Linked DNA regions of Mus musculus: region 1 is linked to region 2. A link is a loop called in an ENCODE intact Hi-C map of the cell type or tissue named here. Cell type or tissue: gastrocnemius. All regions are shown on one strand. Each heading gives the region's core, and the rest is flanking DNA. Links, peaks and the distances in the headings are about the cores only.

Region 1 (2,825 bases), core at 235-2,734, 200 kb after region 2:
CACGGGAGAGAATGTTGATCAGCTATAATTCTGTGTTTGGGTATAAAAATAAAAGCAGCTATTTAAAAGAGTATAGAGCAACTACTACTGCAGGTGACTTCTTTCTTCTTCTTCTTCTTCTTCTTCTTCTTCTTCTTCTTCTTCTTCTTCTTCTTCTTCCTCTTCCTCTTCCTCTTCCTCTTCCTCTTCCTCTTCCTCTTCCTCTTCCTCTTCTTCTTCTTCTTCTTCTTCTTCTTCTTCTTCTTCTCCTTCTCTTCCTCTTCCTTCTCTTTTTTCTCTTCCTCTTCCTCTTCCTCCTCTCCTCCTCCTCCTCCTCCTCCTCCTCCTCCTCCTCCTCCTCCTCCTCCTCCTCCTCCTCTTTCCAACTCTCCCCAAATATACTTCTCTGTTTCTTTGAGAAAAGAGCAGGCTTCCCAGTGATATCAACTGAACACAGAGTAACAAATGCAATAAGACTAGGCATAACCCCTCAGACCATGGCTGTATAATGCAACCTGGTAGAAGATTTTTCCCCACAATCAGGTAAAAGAGTCAGATGCTCTCACTCTCACTGTTAGGAGTCCAATAACAACAGAAAAACCCCAGTTAAACAACCACAGCATGTATGCAGATGCCTCATTAAGGCCTTGTGGTTGCTGCTTTTAGATTCTTTGAGCCTGGGCTAGAGAGATGGTTCAGGGATTAAGAGCACTGACTGCTCTTCCAGAGATCCTGAGTTCAAATCCCAGCAACTACATGTTGGCTCACAACTATCTGTAATGGAATCTGATTCCTTCTTCCGGTGTATCTGAAGATAACTACAGTGCACTCATCATATTTATAAGACAAATAAAATCTTTAGATTCTTTGAACCCTTGTGAGCCCTGTTTAGTTGATTCTGTAGACTCTGTTCTACTGGTGTCCTTCATCCCTCTGGCTTCTACAATCATTCCTACCCCCCTTCTTGTATGAATACATTCCTCTGATAGTCTGAGCAGTGGTAATATATGTGATTTGTAGTTTTTGCTGATTATCTTGGTATAAATACCATCACTAATTTCTAGCTACAAGCATATCACAGAATACTGATAGGTAGAAGATTTTGATTCATAACACAATCCTCCTTGGATATATTTGCTGGATTGAGGTCTTTACTGTCACAATAAGGAGTGGTATAAAAATAATTCCAGTTTCTAGTACTATCAAACAATACAAATCATTTACATCATGTAATGTGGTTTCTCAACTTTAACACTATAAAAGCCTTGAACCAGATAACTCCTTATATGTTGTGGGATTGTTGTCAGTTCTACCTACCAGATGCCAGTAGCAACCCTCATTTCTCTTCTAATTGTTGCAAATAAAAATGAATTGATGCTGCCAAATCTAGGCAAAATTGTACTGGATTGAGTAGTAGTAATTAGATAGAAACTCATGAAGCCAGTGACCACCATGATTCTGTCATCAAAAGTCCCTGGTTTAGAGTGTATTATTCAAATTGCTTCACACTCAAAGGTTTTTAGTCTAGAGTACATTATTATCCAGGTTACTTCATGTTGACAAACTCGTCATTTATCTGGAGATGAACATTCAATCATATGTTAAGTACAAATTGCATGTGACACCTAAGGAGTCACCTGTGCAGTGAAACATGCACCAATTATTGCAGCTGTAACATTCCATAATGTACCCATGTGAGTGGTTACGTGTGCAGGACTTTGTGCAATCAAACTGCTAACCCGCAGGAGGTACAAAGTTCTTGTGGAGTGTGCAGCTTTTCTTCATGTGAACGTTTAAAGTTTGCCACCTAGTGGCCATCCACAAGTACTTTTATGCAGAGTGCTGCCTGAGAGTATTCTGGGGGATGGAAGAAAAATGATGATACACAGAACATTTCCTTCCCCAACACAAAATTTATATGACTAACTTTAATTGGAAATATGAAATGTATTTTAATGTATCCCCAATTATAGTTTATTTTTATTTTCATCAGCAAAATGTCTACATAATGTTTTTCTTATTCTCATTAAATTTCATTTTGTTTTAGAAAAATTTCATAAATGTTTATTAATTTAAATCTCAAATTGTGCTAGACCAAAACACAATGGATATTTAAAGGCGATTCCAGGAGACTAGAGAAGAGTCCAAATCAGACCCAGCTTGGTATCTGATCCATCTTAACCAACGAATACATTAGCAGTTTAGAGAGTTAAACTAACCAGATCTCTTTTGGTTCACATAAAAAAATAAATATTTTTTTTCTGTTTTTTGGAACTGTTTTTGGAGTTAACATTTTATTTTATTTTATTTTTTTAAGATTTATTTTATTTATTATATGTAAGTACACTGTAGCTGTCTTCAGACACACCAGAAGAGGGCGTCAGATTTCGTTACAGATGGTTGTGAGCCACCATGTGGTTGCTGGGATTTGAACTCTGGACCTTCGGAAGAGCAGTTGGGTGCTCTTACCCACTGAGCCATCTCACCAGCCCCAACATTTTATTTTTGTTACCTTTTTTGTATATAATAACAGTTATCATTTAATAGTTTAATTGGGGGGCAGTGAGAACCATGAATAAGCTCAAGTACTTCTCCAGTGTTCTGGTGTAGAGGTAAAAGGTGTCTACACACTGTGTGATCCAGGAGCCTGACTCAAAAGCTGGAATCAGCTTGCTCATGCCTAAAGAAAGAGCTTAGCGAATTGCCAGTAGTTTAGGGGCAAGAAGGAGGTTGATTTTTTAAATGTAGAAATATTTTTCAAGAAGTTTTGAATTTTCTAGACTGACTTTTCTACCTAAATACAAAGGCATAAATGGCTTTTTTTTTTTTTTTTTGGCCCAATACTG
Region 2 (2,825 bases), core at 254-2,753:
ACACTCTTCAGGAACATCTAACTAATGACTAAGAGGATTGCACTTTAAATGTCGGATATGAGTCTACATGAGATGTTATTTATACAACTATATCTCACTAAGAATTTTTTTCTGAATAAAGTAGCCATTCAGGTGCAAATGAATAGAAAATGTTGCCTCCTACACAGAGATGTTTAGATCTTTTTTTCTACTATGAGAAGAGTATCTCATTTTTAATTTCTATGTATGTGTGCTTTGCCTGGATGTATGTCTTTGCACCACATGTGTGTAGTTCTCATCAAGGCAAGGAGAGGTCGTGAGATACAATGGAACTGGAGTTACAGATGGTTCTGAACTGCCATGAGGAGCTGGAAATAGATCCCCTGTCCACTGGTTGAGCGGCAAGTGCTCTTACTCTGAAAGCCAATTCTCCAGCCCCAGATATTTATCTCTTGACTGTTACTGAGTATTTTAATTATTTTACTATGAAAATTTTGTTCTGCAAAGGTCATTGCAGTGAGTTCTAAAGAAATAAAATGTGTAATATTTATATTTAAATCTCATGTCATTATCTCTACATTGAATTCTATTCAGTCTAATGGGGTAGCTGCAAATGATATTCAAATTTTGTGGATAAGGAAGAGCAGGCATAAAACTGAGCAAATAGTCTGAGACCATACAGCTACTCATGCTGGTGGGATTTGAAGTGGCTCATCTAAATCCAGAGTCTTAATCATATCTGTACTCTGAATCAATAGGAGTGCATAGAAGTTGCTTACCAATTCTTGTAAAATATTTTTTGAGTTATATGAACTTTTCAGAGTTATATGAAACCAATATTAGGTCATTTAAAAGCTCTAAGTTCTGGTCTTCTCACAAAGTTGAATGTCATTTTATCACTGATTTCTCTTTTGGGCAAAACGCAGAAGTACTGAGGAACTTCTTCAGATGGTCCCTTTTGCTCTTTCTCTAGGCAGTCATCACTGGTAAACAAATAGACTACACAGTACTCTTTAATTATTTCACAATTTTATTTATGAGCACACATCACTCTTTACCTTCAGATGTTTTCAAGATCAAATGGAAGACAGTCAAGTTCACTCTTTGTTATGTGCAGAGAAAGACAAAAGCTGGAATTATCTGGAATAATTTGGTCATGTACTTCTGGTCATCAGTATGTTACCACATGCTGCACTGAAAGCACGGAAGGGAAGCACTCAGCCTCTTTCTGTATGTTCATGACTCATGTATCCAGGTCAAGTCCCGCTGGGCACTTGTCACTTCATAAACAGCAGGGGGCAACCTTTCCTTTCTGATCTTTCTCTCCACAAAGATGTTCTTGGATTTTGTTGAAGTTCCCAGAGTTCTCTTGGGGCATGTGATACCCAAAGTTGGAAATTATTAAATAGTTTGGATTCATAAAGGGTGAAATATATCCCTATGTTCACAGTCCTCAAAGTATTTGAGAAATTCTTAGGTGAGTAAGTTTAAAATCCAAATAGCAAAACTGAAGTTAGTGAATTTGTTGTTAATTTACAAAGCTGAAGGAAAATATTTTTTGAAATAAAGTGACCCAACAATCCCCACAATTTCAAACAGTTTGCAGTGAGATGAGTAAAAGATGCCAATTTGACAACTATGAAGGTCTAACAGAATGCTTTCTGCATTTCTGCAGGTTCTATACATGTATGACTGAACTTCAATGTGGATTGCTTGTATGTGTGTATATATCTATCCCATAATCTCCAGCATCAGATGTTTTTCTTTTCTTGTCTTTCTAGAGGGTTTGCAACTTCAGTGTATGAAAGTACCAGGATTTGTATGGTCTTCTTTGTACCATGTGTCCTTGTCAAATGAAGTTCACACTTGTCTAACTGGAGAAGATTGCTTAGAGAGTATAAGACATGTTTTCCCACGAAACAAATATAGGTATCTTGGTATTATCCTAACTTAATATCTGATAGGTAAACATTCTTTTAAAAGTTTATCTTGTCTGTGTTCATTTTTAGACATAATAGCTAATAATTCTTACAAAGAAAATTGTAAGTCTAAAACTATTTTGTGTTTTAGAATAATTTTTTTCTTTGCAAGAAATAAAACATTTCTAATATTTTAAATTTTAAACAATCTCTGTGTTTTATTTTTGAACTTGGAAGAAAATACAAAGTTACTTATAAGAAACATTTATTCACTTAAAGTAAGTTTTTGCAGACTGCATTTTACTGTTGAATGAGTGCCATAAAGCCTTCTAAAATCGCTGAATCCTGGAACTCTATCTGTGCTGTGGAGTATCTTGTTTGTGCCAGTATCTCACTGCTCTCAAAGGTCCTTTCCTGGCTGCAGTTTAGTATGACTACCTCCTGTTTTTCTCTCCAAGTGCCTCCCATGGAAATTCTTGAAAAATAAAGCAACGTTTCAACCCACACTTTAATGAGTGGACTGGAATCTCTATTCCATTAGCTATCTCAGAAGTGACTCATAGAATTGTCTAGCCTGTGCTTTCCTAACATTTTCCATCCACTCTAAGTTATTTCTTCATCTTTACTACTTGAGTGCTTTACATATTTGCCAGCTGAAGAACTGGAAATAAATGAGATCTATAGTTTCAAATTTGAATGTGTTGTTTGGGCTTTTAAAATGAAGCCCTGGTGATCTAGTATCTGGCAGAAATACCTTCAGAAAATTGGGCAGTTAGAATACAAGTTACTCAGCTACAATTTGCTTACTGTGAAGGCAAGCCCATGCAGTCTACTGTTTTCTTTTGTATCCATTCCTTTATTTGTTACCATTTGTTTCTGTGGAAGCACCTTTAGACACCCAAAGTATCTAGGTACTTCATTCAAAAC

The links. Hi-C counts contacts between places; a loop is a spot of excess contacts. Peaks named below come from ENCODE experiments on the same cell type or tissue, not always from the same donor. Only the 100,000 strongest peaks of a DNase experiment are listed, where the experiment ranks them.
Region 1: it touches region 2 in a loop (14-fold over the local background); 25 of 42 quality-filtered maps call a loop at or near these places.

The regions. Positions count from the first base shown.
Region 1 is chr1:45,431,043-45,433,867 of GRCm38, reverse strand. The region is part of intron 6 of Col5a2 (collagen, type V, alpha 2); the gene reads left to right. Among named protein-coding and RNA genes, the nearest start is that of Col5a2, 71 kb to the left of the region's middle. In gastrocnemius, for the core only: a CTCF peak has its summit at 1,788 (motif pointing left); a DNase peak (open chromatin) is centred at 1,762; H3K27ac peaks cover 237 bases.
Region 2 is chr1:45,626,495-45,629,319 of GRCm38, reverse strand. No RefSeq gene overlaps it. Among named protein-coding and RNA genes, the nearest start is that of Gm23216, 58 kb to the left of the region's middle. In gastrocnemius, for the core only: a CTCF peak has its summit at 1,269 (motif pointing right); no DNase peak of the experiment used is centred there; H3K27ac peaks cover 1,835 bases.